Regions from separate parts of the Mus musculus genome. Here region 1 is linked to region 2. A link is a contact called in ENCODE POLR2A ChIA-PET data. All regions are on one chromosome and are shown on one strand. Each heading gives the region's core, a stretch centred on a gene start or an enhancer-like site at or near the end of the contact. The rest is flanking DNA. Distances are from core to core; before and after follow the strand shown. Region 1 overlaps Bcar1 (breast cancer anti-estrogen resistance 1). Region 2 holds the start of Cfdp1 (craniofacial development protein 1).

The links. ChIA-PET counts read pairs that join two places held with the same protein, here RNA polymerase II (POLR2A).
Region 1: POLR2A ChIA-PET joins it to region 2 with 18 read pairs in Patski. The contact joins the enhancer-like site here to the promoter of Cfdp1 in region 2. POLR2A ChIA-PET finds 5 or more read pairs at or near these places in 2 of 5 experiments (Patski and embryonic stem cell).

The regions. Positions count from the first base shown.
Region 1 is chr8:111,733,917-111,738,640 of GRCm38, forward strand. The region is part of intron 1 of Bcar1 (breast cancer anti-estrogen resistance 1); the gene reads right to left. Among named protein-coding and RNA genes, the nearest start is that of Gm51589, 5.4 kb to the right of the region's middle. Within about 2 kb of position 2,020, at least 1 of the 3 ENCODE cell types and tissues checked has a DNase peak (open chromatin) inside an H3K27ac peak, as active enhancers do.
Region 2 is chr8:111,852,855-111,857,365 of GRCm38, forward strand. Cfdp1 (craniofacial development protein 1) reads right to left here and starts at 1,483. Exons shown (of 7, transcript NM_011801.2): 1 at 1,290-1,483. The coding sequence starts at 1,353.

The DNA of each region.
Region 1 (4,724 bases), core at 770-3,269, 120 kb before region 2:
AGAGGAGGGCTAAGGGTGAGTGTGGAGGTGGGGGAAGGGAGCTGAGCTCAGGCTCAGGCATTTCAAAAATTTGCTCCTTTTCCACTTAACTACCCCCCAAGCCTGTGAACCTTGGAATGGCATTTCCGCTTTGGAAACAAGACCCCAGGATTGACACCCCACTGTGCTAGGGGAGTACCCCTTCCCAAGCTATTGGGGAGGAAGCACCCATCAGGGTGGTGGCTGACAGGGATGCTCTACACACACACACACACACACACACACACACGGTGGTCTGTGCTGGCCTGGACACATGTGCTCAGTGATGCAGTCCTCCCTCCCCCACACCGACCCGACCTCCATGATGCAGAGGGACTCATGCCCACAGCAGTTTTACAACACACTTTCCTGCTGGCCTCTTTACAGTGATGAGACTGACACAGTCCAGGGGCCCTTGTCTTGGTCCACACAATCTGTGCCCAGGAGGGACAGAGCTGACACCCAGAGGAGGACAGTGGAGATACTACACCTTAACCCTCACTGACTTCTCTGCAGTGGAAAGGGAACTTAGGGACAATGACACTCCAGAGCTAAAGACCTCTGCCACACTCAAACTGACTCCAAAAGGACAGGGGTCTGAGACCCAAGAAACCACCTCTCTTCCATCTCCCCAACAAAAATCAACAACAACAACAACAAGAAGCCTGCACCCAGCACTGGAGCCAGCCTCCTCTGAAGTTGAGCTTCATGGATAAGGAGTGTGTAAAATAGGGTGGAACCTAAGTGCTTACTCTTGTGGAAAGAGCTGGCTTGAGAGCTGGCTGAGTTTCAAAAATATTGGAAGGTCAAGTCCAATATTGCCCTAATCATGCCTGAACACACACAGGCACACTCAGAGGCAGCATGTGCTGGCACAAGCACACACTGGGACAAGCTCACGTAAGTACAGGTGCAACACACACAGACAGAGCCGAGCATGCACAGGTGTATAGGCAGAGGAAGAGCTCAAAGACGCGGTGCTGGAGAAAGACTGCACAGGCCTGGCCAGACAACAGTTTCCACCCTCCAGGACAGGTGACAGTCATCCCAGGAGTGGCCTGGAGTCTCTTTACCAGGTTAAAGATGAGCTTACAGGCTGCAGAGGGATATCTCTGTCCTCGGGGGTATGGAAGGGACGTTTGCACAGTAAACATGGTAGACCACTCCTCTCCTGCCTATTGCGGTTTGTCCTGGACCCCTCTGAGGGGAGAGGGTTGGAGCCTTCTGGCCTTTCAGGCCTGAGAAGCAGTGCAGGCCCCACAGAGGAGCCATCACTGCTTAATGCCCTGTAACGCCCACTCTAGTGGAATGGCTGGACGAAGCAGCCCCTCCAAGAAGAAAGACCACACGGAGAACCACTTCCAAAGAGCAAATTATACAGAGGAGTTTTGGCTTATGACTAAGAAGAGTGAACAGAGCAGGCCTAAACTAACCGGCACAAGATAAAGCGCACAGCTTCTCCCCTCCTGAAGCCTGGGCTGGACAGGTCAGCTGATGGCCAGCTCTGGGAGTGGCAGTGGGAAAGGATTTCCTGAGACCGGAGGTAAGCGTCGCAAGCCCCAGGGACAGGAAGACGTGTTGTCCCTAAATGGCCACAGGGGCTGTTCTTTCCTTCTGAGAGGACTACTCACAGGGTCAAGCTCAAAACCTGGGCAAGGCTACAGGGACCTAGGACACAGCCTATCACATCAGTTAATCCTCACCACTGTGGGGACCAGGAGAGGGAAAATAGCACCTCCCAGAGGCTCAGAGGGCAGTGGCTCCGCCAGCTCACACAGGAAGTGGCAGGAGAGCGTACATCTGTAACTGCCCATTCAGCATTCTAAGCATGTCCCTAAAGCATCCCAGGTGACACCCCCGCCAGCCCCCACGCACAGCAGAGCACACACTCTTAGGAGTTCTTAGCCATAAAGAGCTTGCCTGTACTCTAAGGCTGGAATGGGCAATGAGAGCCTTCACTCTTCATTACAGTGGTGACTCTGTAGAAAGGTGGGCAGGGCCTACAGCCTGGAGCCAGTTTCTTCCTGGTCAGGTCCCCATGTCATCCTTTGGGCAAGTCCTTATGGACCTGGACGGATACAGAGTTAGGATGGAAGGCAATGCTACCTGCTATGGAGGGACAGAGCCCAGGGGTGAGAAGGGTCCAAACTGACAGGCCTCCCAGGAAGCCCGGCACCCCCTCTCAGCTGCTCCATCTCCCTTCAGGTGTGGTTCTGGGACAAAGGGAGGGGGGTAGGGCACCCCTCCTTTCACATTTTCCTGCAGTAAGGGTGCCTTCAGGGATGTGCCTATTTCAGACAGGACCTCCCTCCAGCAGAGGCCTCACTGTGTGCTGGCAGACAAGAGCAGGCTAGACCTGAGCACCGCAGCTTCATGTGTGGACCAGAGGCTGAGGCCTTGTGTGCCTGCCCTTGAAGCTGCTTCTGGGATCTGGCTCTCGTCCCCTTAGCATTAGGGAGGAGTCAGAGTAGTGCAAGAAACCTGTCAAGGAAGAGAAGGACACGGACAGGTCCCTGTCCCCAGGGGAAACTCCAGTGGCTGCCCTGCTTCCACCAGCTAGGCTGGGTGGGCAGGGACAGGGTGTGGTCAAGAGACCTCCCGAGCTGGGCCATCTGCTCTCCCTCTCCCATGGCAACCAGCAGTTCAGTCGGAGGGGTGACTTCACATGCCATCTGCTACACGCCTTCAGCAGCTTCCACTGAGCACCCGTGCACACCCACAGATACCCAGATGGGCAGAGAACGGACAGGGCTGGCAGGCATGGGGGCTGGAGTCAGTGAGCTGCAGGGCCAGCAGGGTCACAGGGTCTCCAGAGAGTATAAAAGCAGCTCCTCCCTTGTTAAAAAAAAAAAATCATATACAGAGTGGATCCCACATGAGCCTACAGTGCAGGGCCCATTTGCTTCTCTAGACTAAGCCTACACAAATGACTCCAGCTGGCTGTGGCACCCTCAGCTGGTCACTGCCCTTTAGGTGGTAAGGACAACCGTTACCAGCATCTGGACTCACACTCAGGCACTGATATGGACATACACAGGGCTGTACCAAGCACAGGGCACTATGGTGTGTCTCCATGCCAGCATCCCATACCGCCATACATCAAGTTCCACCCACTAGGAACCACCCCCACAAACACAAGTGCACACCTCTAAACCTATCTCCTAGCCTTCACTGCTCTCCCTCCTCCGTCTTCAGATGCTCCAAGGTTCCCCAAGTTCCCTCAAAACACCGCTTGAGGACCTGGGTGCAGCTCTTCCTTGGAATGCAGCTGCCCCAGATCCACAGCTAATGCTGGGGGTGACAAGTTATGGAATCCACCTCTCTCATTTGCACACACGGTCTGAGCATCAAATGCTTGTCAAGTGTTGTGTTGCACTAGGACACTGCCATGGAAGGAGTCCCCTCCTCTGAGAATTCACACTTGGGCTGTGGGAGGTGGGTGTGACCTGCAATCACACCTGTCTGTGGTGACAAGAACTCAAGGAGGGCAATGAAGGTGGCAGGGGTAAAGGGTTGTTTCACACAAGGTGTGTGGAACTTCTTGAAGGAGGAGGCATGTGAGTAAGGTGTGCATCTTTTGCTAAGGCTCGTGATGCCAATCAATCAATCAATCGATACCAGTGAAAGCTGATATAAACAGTGCAGGCAAGTGAGCAGCTTGGGAATGGAAGAGTAGACTAAGGGCCAAGGTGCCGCAGGAGGGGACTCTTGGCAAGCTGGTACCAGCTCTAGCTACCGGCTTCTGGCTTCTTGGAGGGTTAAGGTGTATCCTGGACCTGGGCTCTCATAGTGGCTGTGAGTGGGAGCACCAAGTCGGAGTGGCTGGGGAGGTGAAAAGAACCAGGCACAGTTCTTGTGTCCAGAACTGATCTCTGATGTGCTCCCCTGAGCCCCTCCAGCCAGAACCTCTTAGGACAGAATGAGACCCTGGGGGAAAAAAAATCACAAATGACACAAAAGCCTAATGTTAACCTGCAACGACTGTGTGAGAGAACACTGACCCTTATGGCCTGATGGAGGGCTGTGAACGGGGAAGACTGTGGTCTCAACACGGTCTGAGCAGATCATTTTGGGAGATACAGTAGTTGAGGGCATGACCCAAGGTTGCATGACAAGATATCAGTCTTTCTAATACCAACAATTTATCAGTGTTCTGATACTTTAAAATCCACATTAAACAAAAGAGACAGCTATCCATCAACCAGAGAGGGTAGGTTAAACGCACTGTGGTATATTCATAAGTAGAATATTATTCGGCAACCAAGAAGGCACAAGCCAGTCATATGCCCATGTGGATGGCAGTTTCTAAACTATTTTGCTGAATGAAAGAAGGCAGAACTAACATAGAATGAAGAGGTCTATCTAAGTCAGTATAGAAAACAGAGTAGGGGCTGCCTCCTGGGGACCTCTGAGTACGCTCTGAGGAGATAGTGACATTCCTTATCTTGACGGAGCTCTTCATTAGCCCAAACCTATTCATGGTACATTTAGTACCTGCATGTTTCACACATGGAAAAATCTACCTCAGTGTAAAATCTCCCTAAACAGACGAAAATGAAACAGCTCACAAGGATGAACGGCGTGACAGTAGTATTCTGAAAGACCCCCAGGGGGGTATCATGATCTTAACCCACTAAGCTACCATTTTCGTAAGTTCCCTGCTACCTAGGGAACTGGGTACAGTTAAGTTGCTGTGATCACTCAGA
Region 2 (4,511 bases), core at 233-2,732:
TGAGTGCCAGGATAGCCAGGGCTACAAAGAGAAACCCTGTCTCGAAACAAAACAAAACAAAAAAGACATACTGGCTGAAGTTAAGAACACGGGTTGCTTTTTCAAAGGGTCCACTTACAATCCCTAGCCCCGATTCAAGGGTCCACAATCGTCTATAATTCGACTTCCAGGGGATATTAATACCTATTCTAGGCTCTGAAGACACTAAATATACATGTAGATACATACAAATAGATGTGCATGTAGGCAAAACACTCACACACATAAATGTTTAAAAGATTTGTCTGGACCTCGCATAAGCTGGATTCTTAGTGTGCTCCTCTACCGCACCCCAAGAAAAAAAAGATAGCTAGGCCATTAAGAGTGTGCGCTTCAGCCGGGCGTGGTGGCGCATGCCTTTAATCCCAGCACTTGGGAGGCAGAGGCAGGTGGATTCGAGGCCAGCCTGGTCTACAAAGTGAGTTCCAGGACAGCCAGGGCTATAGAGAAACCCTGTCTCAAAAAAAAAAAAAAAAAAAAAAAAAAAAAAAAAAGAGTGTGCGCTTCATTCCAAAGGATCTGACTTTGGTTCCAGAGTCGGGCGGCTCACAACTGAGTGTAACTCCTTCACCTGGGGACCCGATACCCCCTTCTGTCCTCTTTGGCCACCTGAATGCACCGCCATACATACACAAAAATAATAAGGGGCTGGCGAGACGACTCAGCTCTACAACCACCTGTAACTCCAGTCCCAGAAGCCCTAGGCACACACATGATGTACAGAGACAGACAGACATTCAGGAAAAAACACTGATATACGTGCCATAAAATCTCTAAAAATAAAACTTTTGAAAAAGTTCTTAAAAGAGGACGATGGGTAGCTCCTGCAAAGAGGGAAAACACATTATCACATCAACTTTCTAACAAGCCGATCCCTTCCGAACCCAGAGGCGGACAATTGAGTTTCGGACGTGAAGGAAGCTGGCAATTCCCTAAAAACAATCTCCAATGTCCGGGTCGGCTTCCAGAACCAGCCGGTAGGTAGGTAGTACGCTCAGCCTGCGGGCTTCACGCGCCTGTTCCCGCGCTCCGAGGGGGCGGCGGCCCAGGACAGCAGCTATGCAGAACCGACACATGCGTGTTCCAGGCCGCCTGAGGGCCGGGGTCCTGATAACCCGAACTCCGGAGCCCACGGGCCGTGGGGACCTCGCGATCACGAGGCCCACGCCCTGGGGACCGTCCGGGAGAGTCTCGAGTGAGGTGTGAAGCGTGGAAACCACCCTCCTTTCGCCTCAGGCCGAATCGCTCACCGGACGGCAAGTAGTCCTCATCCTCGTCCGATGTGGAGAAGTCTTCGGAGTCGAATTCCTCCATGCTGCTGTCACTTGGGGCCTGCTACCCACACGACTGCGGCCACTGCCCCAAAATAGCGAAGCTAGATATAGGGCGAGACCATAGGGGTACAGGACCAGCAGCTAGGGCCGCCCTAGAGGCGAGCGCACATGCGCAGGCAGTGCCACGTGGTCAGAGACGACACTTCCGGCTGCTGCGATTGGTCAGTCTACACTCACCGGGCCCTTGTGGGATTCCGGACCCCCACCTCTCAGAAGCGATGCATGCTGGGGCTTGTAGTTTTCAACGGTACCGTGCGTCCTTAATGGAGAATGGCTTATCTGCGGAAATAGTACTTTCTCTTTATACTTGTCTTTTTATTTTGAAATTTGCTCACAAGCTAATATTTTTTCTAACTCTAAAATCAGAGATTAAAATGTCGCTCCCGGATATGCTCAGCGAGTAAAAACTGAAAGCTGAATAGATAGATGCTAAAGTTCCCATCAACTTTTGAGCAAGGCTGAGGCTCTGCCTTTTTGATTCAATTCTCTCGCTAGAATCGAATTCTTTAATGCAGTTTTTGTGCCTTTTCCCTGCATTTTTGTTTTTGTTTGTTTTTTTTTTTTTTCTGCCTAAAATTGCTCCCAAGAACACTACCGAAACTCTGTCTAATATTCTAAGCGCAAGAAGACTGCGACGCTCTTTCCTGAGAAACTCGGCCTGTTAAGTAAGCTACATTCAGGCCTGAGTTACAAGTACTGTTGGCAGTAAGTTCAGCATTAATGAATCAACAATCCGATAATCACTAAAAGACAAAAGGAAATCCGCTTATCTGTGAGGGAAGCCACTACACAAAGTGCTAGATTGACACTTTTGAAACAACGGGAAAGATGGATGGAAAAGCAGTTAAATTTGTGAGTATGTGAGGATTGGCGAGACGGCCCAAAGGTTAACAGTACTTGTTGCTTCTGCAGCAAAACTAGGTTTGGTTCCTAGCATCCCCAACATGGCGGTTCACTACCGCCCTGGTTCTGACCTCAATAGGCACCAGGCATGTATGTAGTACAGTGCAGCAAGCACCTTCACCCACTGAGCCATGCCCCTAGTCCCTCAGAAATCACCTTCTGCCGGGCGTGGTGGCGCACGCCTTTATATATATATATATATACACACATTTTTTTAAAACTGTGATGAGAATATAATGCATACTGTACTGAGAATAATCGAACTCTCGGAGCACATGAAGGAGGAAGATGAGGAAATCTTAGCAGAGAAATCCGTAGGAACAACCAATAGGAAATTTTAGCAGAGACATCGGGAGGACCAACCAATGCTCTGGATGAGTGGGTAAAACCTGGTGGGAGTTGACCAATGGGATGGCAATGGGAATCAGCCTAAGAGTTCACAGCCGTCAAAATATCAGTGTGGAATACATCTAAAGGGGGCTGGGGAAGGTGACGTAGAAGAATGTGACCCAATGCTTAATTGTGCCCTCAAATTTAAGCATGTCACCTCCTCTGGCCCTTATGCTGAGATGCTTAACAGAATGAGGCAGAAAGCCCTGTGTGGTGATGGCACACGATTTTAATTCCAACAATCAGGAGACAGAGACAGGGAGATCTCTGTGAGTTCAAGGCCAGCTTGATCTTCATAAAGTGTTCCAGGTCAGTCAACACTACATAGTAATACTCTTTTTTAGAGGGGCAGGGGTAGGATTTTTTGAGACAGGGTCTCTCTGTGCAGCTCTGGCTGTCCTGGAACTCACTATGTAAACCAGGCTGGCGGTGAACTGAAAGATCCGCCTGTCTCTGCCTCCTGAGTGTTGGGATTAAAGACTTGGGTTTGTGCCTCGCTGTGATACTCAATTTTTAAAAAATAATTAAAAAAGAAAAAAAAGAAAAGATAAAGGAATGAGGCAGGAAACAAAGCAGAAAAGAATGATGCAAATTTTCAGGCAGGACTGGGAGGGAGGGGAAAATGCTTACGTCATCACGTCATCTCCTCATCAAGCCGCGAGAACCGAACACCTGGGGTAGAACCGCTGGATGCTGACGTGTCTCGCTCTTCCTCTCCAGCAGAATAAGCACCACCTATGTGTCCCTTGGTTTTCAGGAAGCAAGCCAAAGTTGAGCAGGTTAGCCACAGTGGGCTAGCTGACCCTCTGCATCCTGCAGTACGGCCGAACATCGGCATCAAGTTTGGTTTTTTTGGTTTGGTTTGGTTTGGTTCTTGTTTTACTTCTTACTTTTTTTGTTGTTGTTTTTTGTTTTTTTTTTTTTAAGATTTATTTGAGCCGGGCCATCGCGGCACACGCCTTTAATCCCAGCACTTGGGAGGCGAAGGCGGAGGCAGAGGCAGACCGATTTCTGAGTTCAAGGCCAGCCTGGTCTACAGAGTGAGTTCCAGGACAGCCAGGGCTACACAGAGAAACCCTGCCTCGAAAAACAAACAAACAAACAAACAAAGATACAAGATTTATTTGGGGGTTGGTGAGATGGCTCAGTGGGGAAGAGCACTGACTGCTCTTCAAACGGTCCTGAGTTCAAATCTTAGCAACCACATGGTGGCTCACAACCAACCATCTGTAATGAGATCTGACGTCCTCTTCTGGTGTGTGTCTAAAGACAGCTACAGTGTACTTACATATAATAAATAAATCTTTTTTTTTAAAAAAAAAAGATTTATTTATTTATTTATTTAATGTATATGAGTACACTGTAGCTGTCTTCATACAAACTAGAAGAGGGTACCGGATCCCATTACAGGTGGTTGGTTGTGAGCCACCCTATGTTTGGTGGGAATTGAACTCAGGATCTTTGGATCAATTCTCTTAACCGCTGAGCCAGCAAACAGCGAGCTTTCAATGTTTTTATATATAACGTTTTAAGTGCTTACTCTTTGGGTTGTTTTTTTTCTTGGAGTTCGTTTGTGCACACCACTGTACTTACTGTGAGGACTGCACAGTGTGTCGTGCTTTTTTTTGTTTGTTTAGGTTTTTTTGGTTTGTTTGTTTCAAGACAGGGTTTCTCTATATAGCCCTGGCTGTCCTGGAACTCACTTTGTAGACCAGGCTGGCCTCGAACTCAGAAATCTGCCTGCCTCTACCTCCCAAGTGCTGGGATTAAAGGCGTGCGCCACCACGCCCAGCTTTTTTTTTTTTTTTAATGTATTTATTTAATATATGTAAGTACACTATAGCT